Linked DNA regions of Homo sapiens: region 1 is linked to region 2. The links are chromatin loops, found by intact Hi-C in ENCODE. Cell type or tissue: breast epithelium. All regions are shown on one strand. Links, peaks and the distances in the headings refer to the core of each region. The heading gives the core; the rest is flanking DNA.

Evidence for each region. Peaks named below come from ENCODE experiments on the same cell type or tissue, not always from the same donor. Only the 100,000 strongest peaks of a DNase experiment are listed, where the experiment ranks them.
Region 1: a loop joins it to region 2, with 11 times the contacts of the local background. A loop is called at or near these places in 1 of 110 quality-filtered maps.

Annotation. Positions count from the first base shown.
Region 1 is chr17:41,097,864-41,107,888 of GRCh38, reverse strand. KRTAP4-16 (keratin associated protein 4-16) reads left to right here and starts at 5,680. Exons shown (of 1, transcript NM_001396067.1): 1 at 5,680-6,387. The coding sequence starts at 5,680. The coding sequence ends at 6,387. It overlaps KRTAP4-9 (keratin associated protein 4-9), which reads right to left and starts at 2,500. Exons shown (of 1, transcript NM_001146041.1): 1 at 1,401-2,500. The coding sequence starts at 2,500. The coding sequence ends at 1,868. It overlaps KRTAP4-8 (keratin associated protein 4-8), which reads left to right and starts at 9,747. Exons shown (of 1, transcript NM_031960.3): 1 at 9,747-10,025. The coding sequence starts at 9,805. In breast epithelium, for the core only: no CTCF peak of the experiment used is centred there; no DNase peak of the experiment used is centred there.
Region 2 is chr17:40,975,794-40,985,637 of GRCh38, reverse strand. KRT40 (keratin 40) reads left to right here and starts at 1,312. Exons shown (of 7, transcript NM_001389244.1): 1 at 1,312-1,811; 2 at 2,510-2,592; 3 at 3,175-3,331; 4 at 4,487-4,648; 5 at 4,728-4,853; 6 at 6,614-6,834; 7 at 7,342-7,923. The coding sequence starts at 1,365. The coding sequence ends at 7,441. It overlaps LOC107985072 (a long non-coding RNA gene), which reads right to left. Exons shown (of 4, transcript XR_001752886.2): 3 at 5,031-5,189; 4 at 1,781-3,310. RefSeq lists an enhancer at 5,031-5,632. In breast epithelium, for the core only: no CTCF peak of the experiment used is centred there; a DNase peak (open chromatin) is centred at 6,699; H3K4me3 peaks cover 420 bases; H3K27ac peaks cover 1,609 bases.

The DNA of each region.
Region 1 (10,025 bases), core at 1,228-9,227, 120 kb before region 2:
AGGATGCTCCGGTGACACAGCCTCAGGAAGTCCTGATGACATGTGTGTAAGGTGGTCAGATAACACTTTTGTTTTATACATTTTAGGGAGACATGAGATATCAATCAACATATGTAAGATGAACACGGATTTGGTCCAGAAAAGGCAAGACAACTCGAAGCAAAGGCGGGACAACTCGAAGCTGGGAGGGGGCTTCCAGATCATAGGTATATAAGAGACAAATGGTTGCCTTCTTTTGAGTTTCTGATTAGCCTTTCCCAAGGAGGCAATCAGTGCATTTATCTCAGTGAGCAGAGGGGTGACTTTGAATAGAATGAGAGGCAAGTTTGTCCTAAGCAGTTCCGAGTTTGCCTTTTCCCTTTAGCTTAGTGATTTGGGGGCCCCAATATTTATTTTACTTTCACAGCCTCCTAACCTTATTTATCCTGCCTCATGTTTAAGAAGGCATCATAACTCTATGACTGAGATCTGGACAACATTTTTCTTAAGGCATCTGAAAAAATATGAAGCTTATTTTTCATATTTGAACATATCTGAACAAATCATCTTAAACTTGATTGGCTCAATAGCTTAAGGCCATTTCAGAGCTGATAATAGTCAAATAAAAGTAAAAACATCAAGAGCAGGTGCTCCTACTAGAATGCCAAGTTATAGTCACTTACCATATTCTTTCAGATTCAAATGAAGGCACCTCTCTTGGAAATTCTAATTAGGATATGCACCCCAGCTGCGACCTACTCAAGACTGAACTAATTCCAATAAAATAATTCTTAAAAAGAAAAGCGAGCCTTGAAATTTTCATCCTTTCTGGGTTTATATATATTAAAATGTTAAGTGTGGAGTTGTTTAAATTATAATGTAAACCCGTAGAGACCACAGTCAGCAATATACCATGCTATCCAGATGAACTACAGCTCAATATGCTTTTTTGTCTCAGCAGAACTCACTGGGAAATAAAGCCCACTTTTTGATTATAAATTCCAAAATGTTGTTATTGAGTAAAATGAATTCAGTACATGAAATTCTTTATAGAAGATTTCCCTTCTTTCATTGGTGTCTAATTTTCAGAAATTTGGTTTTATCTTTTTTGTCAAAACAGGGACGATAGTATTATGAGATATAATGTGTTAAAGATAAAATGTGTTTCAAGAGCTAAGGTATGAATTAAAACTGTCTTAATTTAGGATATTAAGACACATGTGCACACACACACACACACATACACACACATATACACACAGCACTTCTATTCCAATACCGTAAATTATCTATATTCGATATAGCATGTATTTTCAAAGTGATTTCAACACGGGTTGCTTTTCCTGCGTCTTTGTGTAAAATATAATTGTCAGGGAATCAGTAAAATAATTATGAAAGCAATAGAGAATGATACCAATGAATTCTTATGTACAGAAATTTTATTAAAAAGCAGAGATGCAACAAAGCATAAGAAATTCACACTAGGAGAAACACAGAATATAACTGGGCGGCTGGATCTGAGGGTGCAACCTCAGTGACAAAACTGGTCCTGCAGATAATGTCTGCCTCACTGAGAAGAAGATCTGTACCTCAAAGTGATAAAGAAAATGAGGAAATTAGAGGATTGGAATAATTTCTAGCTAGTGGATTACAAATTAATTCACATTTGGTGCCACCACCGGAAGAAAAAGAAAGCAAGGGAGGGAGTTTAAAATGAATCAGAATGTTCTCAAAGAGTCAGTGAAATGGTGATGGGCTCATTGGAAACATGAGTTCCATTCTATTGAATGACATCAACCCCACTTCCTGTATCCTAATGGTCAGCACAGTAGAAGGGTCTACATCTGTGGGCCAGTGGTGAAGGGGGAGATAAGCCAGGGCAGTGGGCTCAGCAGCAAGAGGAGGCACAGCACAAGGGGCGGGGGCAGCTGGAGATGACACAGGTTGGGCGATAGCAAGTGGTGTGGCAGGAGACTCGGCCACAGACTGGACGCACGCAGCAGCAGGGGCGGCAGCAGCTGGATTCACAGCAAGAGGGGCGGCAGCAGCTGGAGATGCTGCAGCTGGGGCGGCAGCAGTTGGGCTGGCAGCACACAGACTGGCAGCACTGGGGCTTGCAGCAGCTGGACACACAGCAGCTGGGGCGACAGCAGCTGGAGATGCAGCACCTAGGGTGGCAGCAGGTCGTCTCACAGCAGCTGGGGCGACAGCAAGTGGGTTGGCAGCACGCAGGCTGGCAGCACTGGGGCCTGCAGCAGCTGGACACACAACAGCTGGGGCGGTAGCAGGTGGTCCTGCAACAGGTGGTCTGACAGCAGCTGGGGCGGGAACAAGTGGGTTGGCAGCACACAGACTGGCAGCACTGGGGCCTGCAGCAGCTGGATACACAACAGCTGGGGCGGCAGCAGGTGGTCCTGCAGCAGGTGGTCTCACAGCAGCTGGGGCGGCAGCAGGTCTCCTGACAGAGGTCTTGGCCGCAGCCCTGGTCAGAGCACACGGAGCCACAACAGGAGCTGACCATGGTGTCAGAACGGGGAGGATCTGGGTGGGCTTCCAAGAGAGTGAAGTTCTTGGGTTTGGAAGTCTTCTGGGTCCATAGCCACCTTTATACCCTGCTGAAGGCCCATTGCCACCACGTCATTATTTCCTTATTATTTACCTCGTGGAAAACTTAATCATGTAATTACATAATTGTGTGCTTCTACTTAAATACTCCAAAAGAGAGAAAATAACCCATTTCCTTTTCCTGCTGTGCTCCTGTGTTTCTATTGGAAACACTTGTCATATTTCTTCCTTAGTGGGGGTCACCTTTGTCCCTGGTCTCTGCAGTGTCTTTTACAAAGCACTGGTCACATGACTCTGACACTTTATTTCTAAATGTGATTCTCCCCCCTACCTGTAGATTGCTCTCTGCAAATCATGGGGGACAATTTTTATAATGTGAATGTGTCTTTTGTTGTCAAATAATGTCCTGGTCAGATGAAATGTTGGAAAGGAATTAGAAGGAAGGACTCATTCGGGAGAAGGATGTCCCATCTATAATGAAGATGACTCTGATTCCGTGTATGCTTCTTGAATAGTTGGGGAGATGGTCAGATCTCAAGGAAGTTATAAACTCTGTGTCAGATCTCATTCCACCACTCCAAGTGAAAGTACTTAGCCATGACTCATTGCCTTTAATGAGTAAAAACACATTTTTCTGTATGTCTTACAGTATAGGCATTTGGAGTAGGAAGTTTTGATTTACCTTTGATCATCAAAACTGCATGATGGATTTTCATTGACAAAAGCATTTGTTATATGTAAACAATATTTAGAATTATTAAGCCTTCAATAATATGCATCCAAGACATTCTATTGGGTACTCTGGGTATAGAACAGATAAACCCTCCTCATTTTCCTGCAGGTACTTGTATAAGACACATGCATAAGAAACAGAATTTGGCAAAAATGAAAAGAATTACAATTATGTTCATTAAACAACTAAAATAAAAATGTATAGTATGTGGATAATTTCCACACACCCTCAGTGTATATATATATTACTTGTGAAGTATTGACTATGTACCAGACATTGTGCTAAATATCTTTTTCATTTTCACTCTTTAATACAACCTTAAAAAGTAGGTACATTCTTATTACTCTTTTAGCAGAATACTCAAAAGAAGCATTAAAAAGCTAAAACAAACAAACAAAATACTTGTCCAAGATTAAAGAGAAAGTAAGCCTAATATGTCTTAGTGTAGCCAAGAAAGCGATAAAGAATACAATTTGCTAAGCTTGCTGAGACTGCTTCATCTTCTTGGAATGTTTCATCTTTTTTTGTCCACTCTGCAAACTCCTACTCATGTGTCAAAACCCAGTTAAAATATTTCCTTCTCAATAATATATTTCCTAATAAGCTACCCCATTCATCTATTATTATTTCCTGTCTTGTGCTCATAATTTGATACATTCTACTGTATCATAGACATTTACTTCTTTCATTCCCCCATATACAGTGCAAATACCCTGAATGCATGGGCTATGATGTTTCTTTTTGTTACCATGATACTCAGGACAGAGAACACTGGTGATAAATGTTTCTTGAGTGAATGAAGGCTTTTTGATGACATAGAAGCATGTAAGGTCCTTTAAAAGTGTATATATCTTTTGACTTCTGGATAAAAGAGAGGAAAACATTCCAAACAAGGGGATCAGAGTTTCATTTCAGGAAAACTACACTTATTTCTATGGTAAGTAACATGTCCCCTGATAAATAACATATGTGGAAAGTTGTGGAAGTTAGGATTCTGTTTATAGAATGAGACTTGGTTATAGATAACCAGGAATACCGTGTCTTCCCACTGTGGAAGGAAAAAGAGAGGGTGAGACAGAGAAAGAGGGAGTCAAACTCATCCTTTTATAAGGAACCCTCTTTTGTGATAACAGCATTAATCCACTCATGAGGGTGGTGTCACCATGACCCAAACATCTCCTGTTAGGCCCAACCTCCCAACACTGCGGCATTGAGGATCAAGTTTCCAACACATGAACTTTGAGGGACACATTCAAACCATTGCATTCCACCCTTGGTCCCCCAAATCCATGTCCTTCTCGTACACAAAATATATTCATTTTATTCCAATAGTCCCAAAGTATTAACTTGTTCCAGCACCAACTTAAAAGTCAAAATGTAAATCTAAGAGTCTCATGTGACTCTGATATGAATAAGACTCAACACAGGACTTATCCTGAGGCAAATTCTCCTCCATATGTGAACCTATTAAAGAAGTTATCTAGTTCCAAAATCCAATGGTGGGAGAGGCATAGGATAGACAGGCCCATTCCAAAAGGCAGCAACAGGAAAGAAAAAAGGGTAACTGGCCCCAGGTGAGTCCAACAGGGAAGACAGCATTAAATCTTAAGACTGGAGAATAAACTTCGACTCCATGTGCTGTCTCCTGGATGTGCCCGACATGGGGAAGGGCTGCCTGGGGCCTTGGTGTTAGGCCCCAAATGCCCTCAGATAGCCCTGCCCCATGGCTTTGCTGGGCTCAGCCCATACAGCAGCTATCTGATTGGAGTCTCTGCTGCAGCTCTCTCAGGCTAGTATTGCAGGCTGATAGTTCTACAGTTCTAGGGTCTCAGTGGCTGCTCTGACCCCCCGTTTTCCTGAGCATGGCCCTAGGAGGACCTCTCTGCTGTGGCTACACCCCTAAGGCAGGCTGTCAGAAACATCCTTTCAAACCTAGGTGGACCACCATTGCCCCACAACTCCTGCAGTCTGTGTATCTACAGTCAGTACTACATGAACACCACCAAGGCTCACAGTTTGTGGCCTCTGCAGCAGCAGCGCAAGTCTCATCTAAACCCACTTGAGCCACAACTGGAGCAGCAAAGGGGCACTGTGCTAGAATGTGGAGAGTACCAAACCCTTTCTGACCTTAAGATTCTCTCATTTGGAGCCTGTGATGGGAGGGACAGCTTCAAAGATCTTTGAAATGCCTTCAGAGCCATTCTCCCACTGATTTGATGAACAGCACCTAGCTTCCTTCTATTCATATCAATCCTTGTAACAAAGCATTACTTGGCCACAATCTTGCATGCTTTTTCATTCTTTATATGGTCAGTCTCCACATTTTCCACATCTTTATGTTCTGTTTCCCTTTTAATTATGAATTCCACCTTTAAATCATTTCTTTCCTCTTGCATTTTACTATGTGCAGTTCAAAGATGCCATGCAGCCCCAGTGCTTCCAGTCTGTGTGCTGCCAGCCCACCCAACTGCTGTCACCCCAGCTGTTGTCAGACCACCTGCTGCAGAACCACCTCCTGCTCCCACAGCTGCTCTGTGTCCAGCTGCTGCAGACCCCAGTGCTGCCATTCCGTGTGCTGCCAGCCCACCTGCTGCCGCCCCAGCTGCTGTCAGACCACCTGCTGCAGGACGACCTGCTGCCACCCCAGCTGCTGTGTGTCCAGCTGCTGCAGACCCCAGTGCTGCCATTCCGTGTGCTTCCAGCCCACCTGCTGCCACCCCAGCTGCTGCATCTCCAGCAGCTGCTGCCCCTCTTGCTGTGAATCGAGCTGCTGCTGCCCCTGCTGCTGCCTGCGTCCAGTCTGTGGTCGAGTCTCCTGCCACGTCACTTGCTATCACCCAACCTGTGTCATCTCCACCTGCCCCCACCCCTTGTGCTGTGCCTCCCCTCCCCTTCCCCTCCCCTTCCCTTCCCCACCCGTTCCCCTCCCTTTCTTCCTTTCCCTTGCCCTCCCCTCCCCTCCCCGCCCTTCCCCTCCCCTCCTCTCCCCAGTGTTAATCCCCTCCCCTTCCCCTTCCCCTTCTCTCCCTTCACTTTCCCCTCCCCTCCCCTCCCCTCCCCTCCCCTCCCCTCATTTCCCCAGTGTTAATCCCAAGAGCATGCTTCAATAAACCTCCTGCATATTGCTCTCCATCTCAGTGTCTGCTTCCTGGGGAACCCAGCCTGTCCCCCAAAACAATTTGAAATTCATGATAGCTAATTTGAGAGCTCAAATGACTGACTGAAATGTACTTTTAATATTTTAGTTCCTGAAAGAAATAAGAATGTAAACATAATAGCAGAAAACATACTTAACAGAATCTGTAGAAAAAATTATGAATTTTATATAAATCAAATTTATTATTTTCTAAGGATTTTTATATCATTTATACACAAATATATGCTCTTTAAACATTTAGACAATACAAAAGAATGCAACCAAAGGTAAGTTTCCCATCACGGTCTTTGCCAATCCCATTCAATACCTAATGTTACAAATTGAGATACATCCTCATTAAATGCATGCATAACACATGTATGTATTTATTTGAAAACTTGGCTTTCGTTGCACATCTCTTGTTCTGACATTTATTCAAACGTTATTTTATGTCCTTCAGGAAATATTAACACTTTCCTTCACATAGGCTTGGCAGATTTATTTACATATTTTTCTATTTACTCTTGAGAATTGTGAGCACATTGTTCTTTTTTAAAATTATTCTTAAAGTCCTAGGGTACATGTGCACAATGTGCAGGTTTGTTACATATGTATACATGTGCCATGTTGGTGTGCTGCACCCATTAACTCGTCATTTACATTAGGTGTTTCTCCTAATGCTATCCCTCCCTCCTCCCCCCACCCCACGACAGGCCCCAGTGTGATTTTTCTCCATTAAATTTTAGAGACAATTATTGCTAGTGTATAAAAAGTCTATAGATTAGTATAAGTTCATATTTTATCTGATCTCATGATTCATACTAATACCCAGCTGACTCTCCAGGATTTTGTAGGTGTGCAATCATGGTGGCCAAGTGCCTCCAGCCTCAGGCCTGTCCCCGGGGTTCATCCCCAGATGCCCACAGTGGGGGTCCTACCATTAACACAAACACTGTTGGGATTTTCTACCTTTTCTGTCTTACTTTCGCCATTTCCTCACTTGTGCTTCCTGGGATCATCCCCCAAATAAATTATGTGCACCCAGGTATTTTTCTCAAGGTTTGCATTGGGTAGAATTTAAGTTAAGACAACAGATGATCAACAAACATTTTTGGCTGACTGATACGAAACTGGAAATAATAGTTATTTCAATCGACAAGAGTAAAACGAGGGAGTCAGGAGGTGAAGGAGAACCAGTGCTACCATCTGGCGTTTACTTCCTTCCTGTCTTTTTACTGTGTGAATATAGGCATGCACGTTCAACACTGTATTCCTGGTTATCTATAAACAAGTCTCATTCTATAAATTGAATCTTAACTTCCACAACTTTCCACATATGTTATTTATCAGATGACATGTTACCTACCACGTAAATTAGTTTAGTCTTCCTGAAATGAAATTATGATCTCTTTGTTTGGAATGTTTTCCTCTCTTTTATCCAGAAGTCAAAAGATATATACATTTTTAAAGGACCTTACATGCCTCTATGTCATCAAAAGCCTTCCTTCACTCAACAAACATTTACCACCAGTGTTCTCTGTGCTGAGTATCATGGTAACAAGAATAAATGCCATAGCCCATGCCTTCAGGGTATTTGCATTGCACGTGGTGGAATGACAGAAGTAAATGACTATGATACAGGAGAATGTAACAAATTATGAGCACAAGGCAGGAAATCATGATACATGAATGGGGTAGCTTAGCAGGAAAGATATTATTGAGGAGGAAATATTTTAACTGGGTCTTGACACATGAGTAGGAGTTTGCAGAGTGGACAAAAAAAGATGAAACATTCCAAGAAGATGAAGCAGTTTCAGCAAGCTTAGCAAATTGTATTCTTTAGGGCTTTCTTGGCTACACTAAGACATATTAGGCTTACTTTCTCTTTAACCTTGGACAAGTTGTTTGTTTGTTTTAAGTTTTTAATGCTTCTTTTGAGTATTCCCCTAAAAGACTAATAAGAATATAAACTAGTTCATAAGGTTGTATTAAAGTGTGAAAATGAAACAAATGTAAGATATTTGGTACAATGCCTGCTACATAGTCAATACTTCACAAGTAATATACATACCATGAGGGTGTATGGAACTTATCCACATATTATACATTTTTTATTTTAGTTGTTTAATGAAAATAATTGTAATTCTTTTCATTTCTGCCAAACTGTTTCCTATCCATGTGTCTTATGCAAGTACCTGCAAGAAAAAGATGAGGGTTTATCTGTTCTACACCCAGAGTACCCAATAGAACATCTTGGATGCATGTTATTGAAGGCTTAATAATTCTAAATATTCTTCATATATAACAAATGCTTTTGTAAATGAAAAATGCATCACGCAATTTTGATGATCAAAGATTAATCAGGCTGGGTGTTGGGGGCTCACGCCTGCAATCCCAACACTTTGGGAAGCAAAGGCGGGTGGATCATGAGGTCAAGAGATCAATACCATCTTGGCCAACATGGTGAAACCCTGTCTCTACTAAAAATACAAAAGTAAGCTGGGTGTGGTGGCACACACCTGTAGTCCCAGCTACTCGGAAGGCTGAGGAAAAGGAACTGCTTGAACCCAGGAGGTGGAAGTTGCAGTGAGCCGAGATCATGCCACTGTACTCCAGCCTGGTGACAGAGGGAGACTCCGTCAGAAAAAAAAAAAAAAAAAAAGATAAATCAAAACTTCCTACTCTTAATGCCTATACTGTAAGAAATACAGCAAAATGTGTTTTTACCCTTTAAAGGCAGTGAGTCATGGGTAAGTACTTTTGCTGGAGGCTGTGGAATAAGATCTGACAAAGAGTTTAGAACTTGTTGGGATCTGACCATCTGCCCGACCATCCGAGATGCACACACGGGATCAGAGTCATCCTCATTACAGATGGGAGATCCTTCCACAAATGAGTCCTTCCTTCTAATTCCTTCCCAACATTTCACCTGACCAGGACGTTCTTTGACAATGAAAGATACATTCACATTATAAAAATCGTCCCCCATTATTTGCAGACAGCAATCTACAGGTAGGAGGGAGAGTCATATTTAAAAACAAAATGTCAGAGAGTCCTGTGACCAGTGCTTTGTAAAAGACACTGCATAGACCAGGGACAAAGGTGACCCCCACCAAGGAAGAAATATGACAAGCATTTCCAATGGAAACACAGGAGCACAGCAGGAAAAGGAAATGAGTTATTTTCTCTGTTTTGGAGTATTTAACTAGAAACACACAATGATGTAATTACATGATTAATTTTTTCAGTAGGTAAATAATAACAAGGAAATAATGACGTGGTGACAACGGGCCTTCAGGCGGGTATAAAGGGGCTATGGACCCAGGAAACTTCCAAACTCAAGAACTTTACTCTCTTGGAAACCCAAATAGATCCTTCACCCTCTGACACCATGGTCAACTCCTGTTGTGGCTCCGTGTGCTCTGACCAAGGCTGTGGCCAAGACCTCTGCCAGGAGACCTGCTGCTGCCCCAGCTGCTGTCAGACCACCTGCTGCAGGACCACCTGCTACCGCCCCAGCTACAGTGTGTCCTGCTGCTGCAGACCCCAGTGCTGCCAGTCTGTGTGCTGCCAGCCCACCTGCTGTCGCCCCAGCTGCTGTGTGTCCAGCTG
Region 2 (9,844 bases), core at 1-8,000:
TTTAACTCACTTACATATGTTCTTCTGGTTTGGTTTGGTTTGGTTTCTACTATCAGGTACCTAGGAAGTAGCACTCAAGATTAGGAGAAAAAATAAGTTTATTCTGGATCAAAAATTTTTTAACTTTTTCAGATTAATCTGTTTTTTTCCTATAATGTTCTTAAAAATTCTAGAGACAATTTTCTCTATGCACCTTTGAAAATGAAATAAATGTAACGACTAAAACCAAGCAAAGTGAAATAGATTATCCTTCACAATGGAGGTGAAATCCAAGAGATAATTCAAAAAAATTACGTATCTCAAGTTCCTGTCTGTCAGATTTGGCACCAGAGATTTCATCCAGTGGAATTACTGATTTGGAACCTAAATAGAATTTTATTTTCCAAGTTCCAGTATTTTCAATTTTCATGAAATTCAGGCCTTCATAAATAAATAAATAGGAGAAAACAGGCTCTACATCTCAGAAGAAAAGATTCCTGTGGGTTCCTTGCCCCTACTCTGAAGTATAATCATTAAGGAATTCCCAAGGGACTAAAAGGTTATAACTTAGAATTTATATTTCACTCTTATTAGGAATACAGGTAAAATAGTATAACTTATCTAACAATAAGCAATGAGAAATGTGGAGAAGGCAAGTTTCAGGAAATCAAAGATCATAATTCCAGCTCTAACCAATTTATATTTTAGCCTGCAGAAAAACAAGTTATTCCTATCAGTTATGTAAAGTGACTTTTCCATTTGTACGCAGGTAGACATGGTTTGCACACACACACACACTTTAAACCCAATATATAGCTCACTCCTCCAGTCTTTATCAGCACATGCTCTGAGATCACAAAAAGCATTGAAAGATTACTAATCACACTGACCATTTTTATGGTGGTGGCACAAACAAATAATTGTCATTTTGTGAGCTGTAATACTAATTTTAAAAGGGGACACAAGCAATCAATCCACAGAATCAAAATCTGTGGACATATTATTTTCCTGATTTGTAATGAGTTGTATCTATAATTATTCATTGGCCAAATTTTCTCTTTCTTTTATTATTCTGTCAAAAGCACAATGCTTCCTATGACGATTTTCTGAAATAAGTGTTTTGTCTTGCACATGGAAATGGTGTGGGTCCTGCTTTGGTAACCTAAAGTTATCCCTATTTTATGAGGCATAAAACTCTTCCTCAGTAAATAAACAACTCTAATGAGATGTTTGTACGAAAACTGGCACCATCAGTGATAAAGAAAACATCCGGTGCAGTCTGTAAACACCCATTTTGGGGGGTTATAAAACTCTCAGGAGAGGAGAGTTTTGGAGTCAAGGCAACTGAAGTTTTGCAGCCAGTCTCTGTCTTTGCTTCTGGAAGGATGACTTCTGACTGCTCCTCCACACACTGCTCTCCTGAGTCCTGTGGCACGGCTTCCGGTTGTGCACCTGCCTCAAGCTGCTCCGTGGAAACAGCTTGTCTCCCCGGTACCTGTGCTACATCCCGATGTCAGACTCCAAGCTTCCTATCCAGGTCTCGCGGGCTGACTGGTTGCCTCCTGCCATGCTACTTTACTGGGAGTTGTAATAGTCCCTGCTTGGTGGGGAACTGTGCCTGGTGTGAGGATGGGGTGTTCACTAGCAATGAGAAGGAGACGATGCAGTTCCTGAATGACAGACTCGCCAGCTATCTGGAGAAGGTGCGCAGCCTGGAGGAGACCAACGCAGAGCTGGAATCCAGGATCCAAGAACAATGTGAACAGGATATCCCAATGGTGTGCCCGGATTATCAGCGTTACTTCAACACCATTGAAGATCTCCAACAAAAGGTCTGTGTCCTGTTGCCCTAGTGCTCCACCTTCCTGATCTATGGTTTGCTTTATCTTTCTACTAGAAGGGGCTGTTTTACAGAAGGAAACCAAGGGAAAGGAAAATTCTAAGAGTTAGTGATACATAGGGGAGAGCACCGGACTGAAAGTCAGAAAACCTCAGCATCAGCCCCAGAGCTACCCCTGATTACTGAGTGACTATAATAAAGTAACTTGCCTGTAGACTTTTCCTTCATCATCTATAGAATGCAGAAAAACTGTATTATATCCAAAATCGCTTTTGTACGTGACACTGAACATTTACATTATCTGAACACAGATCATGAAATGCCATCTTTTTAACTACCTAGTAATCATTTTCTTCTCTCCATGAATTTCTATTATTATGGGAGAGGATATACTCATAATACAAACTACTGATGGAGAAAACATTAATGGTGTTCAACTGCCTGAGAATGTTGCAAAATGTCTTATGTTATTAAAAAACTAAACCTTTTTATTTCATTATTTTGTTTCTAAATTGGCTCTGCTTTTTTTCTTCATGAAGTGACAAGGTTAATAAAAAAAAGCAGGCTGAGGGTGATTTTATACTTTCTTATAAAGACTTTCAAAAGATAGCTAATGGCATAGCTGTTGGATAGAAGTTTACTTAGGTTTCTCTCAAAGAATCATTTATCACATAATGACTTGCTTCCCAGATCTTATGCACGAAAGCAGAGAATTCTAGACTTGCTGTACAGCTTGACAACTGCAAACTGGCCACTGATGACTTTAAGTCAAAGTAAGTTTAATTTAATTTTATTTTATTTATTTATTTTGAGATGGAGTTTCACTCTTGTCACCCAGGCTAGAGCTCAATGGTGCTATCTCAGCTCACTGCAACCTCTGCCTCCTGGGTTCAAGTGGTTCTCCTGCCTCAGCCTCCTGAGTAGCCGGGATTACAGGCAGGCGTGCACCGCCACACCTAGCTAATTTTTGTATTTTTAGTAGAGACAGGGTTTCACCATGTGGGCCAGGTTGGTCTCGAACTCCTGACCTCAGGTGATCTGCCCGCCTTGGCCTCCCAAAGTGCTGGGATTACAGGCATGAGCCACCACGCCCGGCTTTAATTTTAATTTGAAAATAACTTATGGCTCTCTCTCTCTCAATCTCTCTCTCTCACACACACACACACACACAAATATTCTCTATATAATATTTTAAAGTTAAGAATGTTTTAAAAGCTTGAATTTATCATTACTTAGGAATTAAGAGAAATTATGCACATGGCTTCCTGAAGTCCGTGTGTCGATCCTCCATGTATCCCCACACTTTGCACAGCGTTCAGCAAAGTAAGCGTTGGATTTCTCTTTTGCTGTGAAAGGTACGAGAGTGAACTGTCCCTTCGCCAGCTGTTAGAGGCTGACATCAGCAGCCTGCATGGGATCCTGGAGGAACTGACCCTGTGCAAATCTGATCTGGAGGCCCATGTGGAGTCTCTGAAGGAAGATCTCCTTTGCCTTAAGAAAAACCATGAAGAGGTAAGGAAAGTGGCAACTCCGCTGAAGGACTCCGAGAGTAACGTACTTACATTGACAGATGATCTGTTGATGTTTGTAAATCGAATTTGGGCAGATGTTGTTTAAGCTGGAATAAAACTACTTGAGGCAGGGCCAGGCATGGTGGCTCACACCTGTAATCCAAGCACTTTGGGAGGCTGAGGCAGGAGGATCACAAGGTCAGGAGTTCGAGACCAGCCTGACCAATATGATGAAACCTCATCTCTACTAAAAATACAAAAATTAGCTGGGCATGGTGGCAGGCGCCTGTAGTCCTAGCTACTCGGGAGGCTGAGGCAGGAGAATCACTTGAACTCAGGAGGCGGAGGTTGCAGTGAGCCGAGATCTTACCACTGCACTCCAGCCTGGGTGACAGGGCGAGACTCCATCTCAAAAAACAAACAAACAAACAAACAAACAAAAACTACTCGAGGCATTATTACTATTCAACCTGATCATTCCAGTGTGTCTCTGATTTAAGGTGTGAAATAACCCCTAGACAGCGCCAGAGGAAGGAATCAAACTCTTCTCCTGCCCTTGCCTTTGTGGAGGAGGTAACTTCACAAATGGCTTCCTTTGGAGGCTTTATGCCACCCCTAGCTCCAGTCCACAGGGTATGAAAATCAGGCTGAGGAACAGACTGTGAAGTCCATTTCAAAAAAGGGATAAAGACTGTGCACTATCTGGACCAGTGTTTTTAAATATTCCGCATTTATAAACTTCTAAAAATCATAAAATATACAGCCACTGATATATTGATAAAGCTAGAAAATGAAAAGCTGAATGATGTAACAAAGTACATTTGCTCTTTGAACGTTTGTTGATGACAATCATAGCTAACATTTATTGACACCTTACTATGTGTCATAATTAACTTTTATAAGTTAATTATGTGTAGATTGACTCTTCTAGATCTCACAATAACTTTCTGGAAAAATGTCCAATTATTATGTCCATTTTACAGACGAAGAAACTGAGGCCCTTCTAAGTGGTGAAAAGAGATTCAGCCCAGGCAATCTGAATCAAAATCTCACACTTTTACCCACTGCTCCAAAAAACAGAAGTAGAATGCCATTGGATGTCAAATGGATTTTTCCCCACCATTCTGTGACATTCTTTACACCATCCCACTTTCAGGAAGTCAACTTGCTTCGTGAACAGCTTGGCGACCGCCTCAGTGTGGAGCTGGACACTGCCCCCACCCTTGACCTCAACAGGGTCCTGGATGAGATGCGCTGTCAGTGTGAAACGGTGCTTGCCAACAATCGCAGAGAAGCTGAAGAATGGTTGGCTGTTCAGGTCAGTACCCAGATTGAAAAAATGTCAGGCTTACAGACTTCTGCCTTTTTTGAATTCTCTAATGGTGTCTGTGTTTCAGACAGAAGAGCTGAATCAGCAGCAACTGTCCAGCGCGGAGCAGCTGCAGGGCTGCCAGATGGAGATCTTGGAACTGAAACGCACAGCCAGTGCTCTGGAAATTGAGCTCCAAGCACAGCAAAGCCTGGTGCGTGAGGCAAAGGCAGTGTCCGTTGTGTCACTGATAAGTCAGGCCCTGAGATGTTAAGCCCTCTTCCATATCCGAGGATCACATTTCCTTGCCTTTCCCGAGTACTGCCGTTTACCCAGCTATTAATAGAAGCAGAAGTGACAGGTCCACAGCTTGTCCTCTAAGATGCCTTACCTTCACTCCTGGGCTTGAGTCTGATGCTGCAGCAGCCTCCAGAGACAGGGAGGGAGAAGCAGAGCTGGAGAGAAACCTCCGGGCCATGGTCGCTTAAGCATTCTGGCAGGTTTTAATTCTCATTTGATTCAGGCCAGTTTTCCAGGCTCACTGTTATATCTAAAACAAAGAATCATTTTCAAACATTTCATCCTACAGTTTCCCAGGATCTACACTTCAACCTTATCCTTCACTGCACCACCCCCCACTCAAGCAACAGGAACACCATGCGTTCAAGATGACATGAACCAGTTCTGGTCAAGCACCACTGTGTGCATGTCATTAGGCCCTGCGGAGAACACCTAGAAGAACAATAGCTGAGCATTCATCCTGTGAGAGGCACTATGCTGATTTAAGGCTCACAGTAACTTTACCGGATAGATACCTTTATCCCATGACACAGATAAGGAAAACTGAGACTCAGATTAAGTAACTTGCAAAGGATGCAATTCTAAGAGGCAAACTTGGAAGCTGAGTTCAGCCAGTTGAATCCCAGAGTCTCTTCTCTCTCTCTTTTTAAATTTATTTTTATTGATATATAATATGCGTAAATTTTTTTTACGTAGATGTGATATTTTGTTACATGCATAGAATGTGTAATGATCAAGTCAGGATATTTAGAGCATCCATCACCTCAAGTATTTATCATTTCTATGTGTTGGGAGCATTTCAAGTCCTCCCATCTAGCTATTTTGAAATGCACAGTGTATTGTTGTTAACTGTAGTCACACTTCTCTGCTGTCCAACATGAAAACATATTCTTTCTGTCTAACTGTATGTTTGCACCCATTAACCAACCTCTCTTCATCCCCTTACCACACATATGCCAGTCCCAGCCTCTGGTATCCAGAGCCTCTTCTCTTAATAGCACTATACTACCCCTCCCTGCCAAGAGCCCAAACTCAATCTTTCCTCTCATATGTTGTGGATAGTCCTTAAGCTTCACAAATATGTCATGTATTGCTGTAGTCATAGTGGTGGTAGTGATAGTTGACACGTAGAACAGTGGCAGTATGGCTGGCACTGTTCTAAATGCTTTACGCACATTAACTCTTTTTTTTTTTTTTTGGACGGAGTCTCCCTCTGTCGCCCAGGCTGGAGTGCAATGGCATGATCTTGACTTACTGCAAGCTTTGCCTCCCGGGTTCACACCATTCTCCTGAGTAGCTGGGACTACAGGCGTCCACCACCGTACCCAGCTAATTTTTTATATTTTTAGTAGAGACGGGGTTTCACCGTGTTAGCCAGGATGGTCTCGATCTTCTGACCTTGTGATCCGCCCGCCTCGGCCTCCCAAAGTGCTGGGATTACAGGCCTGAGCCACCGCGCCCAGCCCGCATATTAACTCTTAATCTTCACAACCGTCTAATGAAACAGATACTTTGTATTCTCCACTATACAGAGAATAAAACTGAGACTCACAGAAGCTAAATAATTTGCCAGTGGTCACATAGCTAGAAAAGGGTAAGCAGGAATTTGAAAGTAGGCACTCTGGCCCGAGAGACTGCACTTCATGGTCCTTTGGACAATGTTTCCTCCCGCAGACAGAATCTCTGGAATGCACCGTGGCAGAAACCGAGGCCCAGTACAGCTCCCAGCTGGCCCAAATTCAGTGTCTGATCGATAACCTGGAGAACCAGCTGGCCGAGATCCGCTGCGACCTGGAGCGACAGAACCAGGAGTACCAGGTGCTCCTGGACGTGAAGGCCCGGCTGGAGGGTGAGATCAACACGTACTGGGGCCTGCTGGACAGCGAGGACAGCAGGCAAGTTCCACAGTTACTCATGAAATCCCCCAGAGTCACAAAGAGGCTGATGTAAAAGAATCCTGTTTCCCCAAAGTCTGGACAAGTTCAGACCTCCCCAGTGTGTTTAGGGATCTTCTTAAAAAAGTGCTGAAAAGTGGCTGAGGTTAAGAACATGACACTAGAGATATTTTTAAAATATTCTAAAGGCAGATTAATTATTAGTGTAACATTTCATGCTGGCATCTCCCTTTGTTCCTGTTTTCCACTAAAGGAAAATCAGGAATAGGCCTAAGATAACATTTGCAAAATCAAGAAAAAATATAAAATACTATTCAACTGCCACTGCTACAGTGAACATGAAGTGGCAATTCTGGGTGCAGAGAAGAAACAGGCTTCAGTCAATGCTATTGTGCAGAGTTTTTTTCAGAACATAATTTGTAGGGCAAATTTTGACACGGTTTTTCTGAGTTGCCATTTTATCAACATTCCCTTGTTAATCTTGGTTGAAAATCGATTTTTCCCCAGGCTTTCCTGTAGCCCATGTTCGACCACATGCACCTCGAGCAACACTTGTGAGCCATGCTCAGCCTATGTCATCTGCACTGTTGAAAACTGCTGCTTGTGAATGTTAAGGACAGCAGGTAGAGGAATCAAAGCCAGCAGCATCCTAGAAAGGAGATGGGGCTTCAACCAGGGACATCCAAACCGGAAGCACAAATCCAGGAGGCTCTCATATCCTGGAATTGCCCTCCAGGTATCCTCAGTCTTTCTGCTTTACTATTTCCTCTCCTTCCGGCTTATTTGTGGTATACTGGAAGCCCATAAAGCATTCTTGCTCATCTCCAAATAAAACGTGTTTTATTCCTTTAGCGTGGTAAATATAGCTCTATGGCTGATTACTGTTGATAGAATATTCATTTTATGGCAAGGAAATCATCTAAACCCATAACCATAGTTTCAATGTACATAAACCCAGGCTGAAAATATTTTTTAACTCCTCAAATACAAATAAATTAATGAACCCATGAGAAATGTCATATATCTTAGAAAATAGTTGTGTGTATCTTTCTGAGGAAAAATATTAGGAATAAAATATGATAAAATGTATTTTTTGATTATAAAAGTACTAGATTCTCTTTTTTTAAATTTGGCTCATTAAAAGGGAAAAGGTCACTTATGATTTCATCTTCCAAACAGCCATAGTCAATATTTTGGGGTACTTTCTTCCAGTTTTCTTTCTTATAATAGATTTTTCCACACAGCTATAATCATACTAACATATGCACACACTTGTGTAAACTTTCTTTCATTTATGTCATCTAAGCATTTTTAATTCTAATAAAAACATAAGATTGTATTGTAGCCATCACTTTTTTTATTTTTTATTTTTTTTTTGAGACAGAGTCTTGCTGTGTCACCCAGGCTGGAGTGTAGTCACACTATCTGGGCTCACTGCAACCTCTGCCTCCTGGGTTCAAGCGATTCTCCTGCCTCAGCCTCCCAAGTAGCTGGGACTACAGGTGTCTGCCACCACACCAGGCTAATTTTTTTTTTTTTTTAGTAGAGACAGGGTTTCACCGTGTTAGCCAGGATGGTCTCAATCTCTTGACCTTGTGATCCACCAGCTTCAGCCTCCCAAAGTGCTGGGATTACAGGTGTGAGCCACTGCACCCAGCCTGTAGCCATCATTTTACTGGTTGCATAATGTACCATAAGGTACATTGATCTGTTATTGGACATTTAGGTTATAAGAATAATTATTCTCATATATTTAAAAAACAAGGTAGAGAACTTCCAGAATGATGTATATTTCCATATTCCTCCTCCTAAAAACCCTGGAAATTACATATCAAATAAACATAAGAGGACTCTGAAAGGTAGAAGAAGAAGCCAAACCACCTAAAGATGTTGAGACTCCAGGAGTGACACTGTGGTGAGCTCCCTGGATTAGCTTTTTATCTCATATATCCCAGAGGGGGAGCTGGAGAAACCAACAACCAGAAACACCAACAGGTGCAGACAAAACAAACAAACAAACAAACAGAAAGAGCTTGCTCTGCTTAAAGAACCAGAAAAGAGGCAGCCTAGAAAGGCGGAAAACCTTTAGACAATAACCACTCAACTCAGCCAAACACCACAGAAAATATCATTTCACCCACCCATATCCACACAAGGAAAGGCCAGGTGGGGAGTCCAGACTTCTATCCTTCCCAGGCTGTAATAAGGCACTCAAACTTCACCACTGGGGTGGAATCAGGGAAGGCTAAGTGAGAGATCCAGGACTTTCATTCCTACTATGAGACATGGAAGCACTCCCTGTCCCACCATCATGGTATCAGTGGAGACCACACGGGAAGCCTGGACTTAACTCTACAGGCTGCAGTGAGGCTCTTCTTTTCTCCTCTGGGGTTAGTGTCACAAGAGTCCTACTGGACAGTCAGAACTCTTTCCCTCCTCCAGCAGTACCAAGGCCACCCCCATGCAGTGTCAGTGGAAGCTGCATGGGAGCAATAACAAGATATTCCTGCCCCTCCTGGCCAGGGTGGTATCAGCAGAGGCCAGGTAAGGAGTCTAAAATCCTCCCTCCCAGCAGTGATGAGGGGGGCTCTCCCCTTGGGTGTCAATAGGGGCAAAGTGGAGAGAACCTGTATTTCTACTCCCACCTGGTAGGAATGAAGCAGTGTCCCCCTTCCCCTGCCAAAACAGTGTCAGAGGAGACCTGCTAGAACATAAGATTAAACAGTATCCTGAATCTCATAACATAATGCCCCAATGTCCAGGTTTCAATCAACAATTGCTCTTTATACCAAGGATCATAAAATCTCAACTTACAGGAAAAAAGATGATCAACAAATTCAAACATCAAGAGGAAAAAGACGTTAGAATTAACTGACAAGGGTTTTTAACTTTTTATTTGTTATTTTTCTGGGTACATAGATGTATATATTTATGGGGTACATGAGATGATTTGACACAGGCATGCAATGTGTAATAATCACATGGAGAATGGGGTGTCCATCCCCTCAAG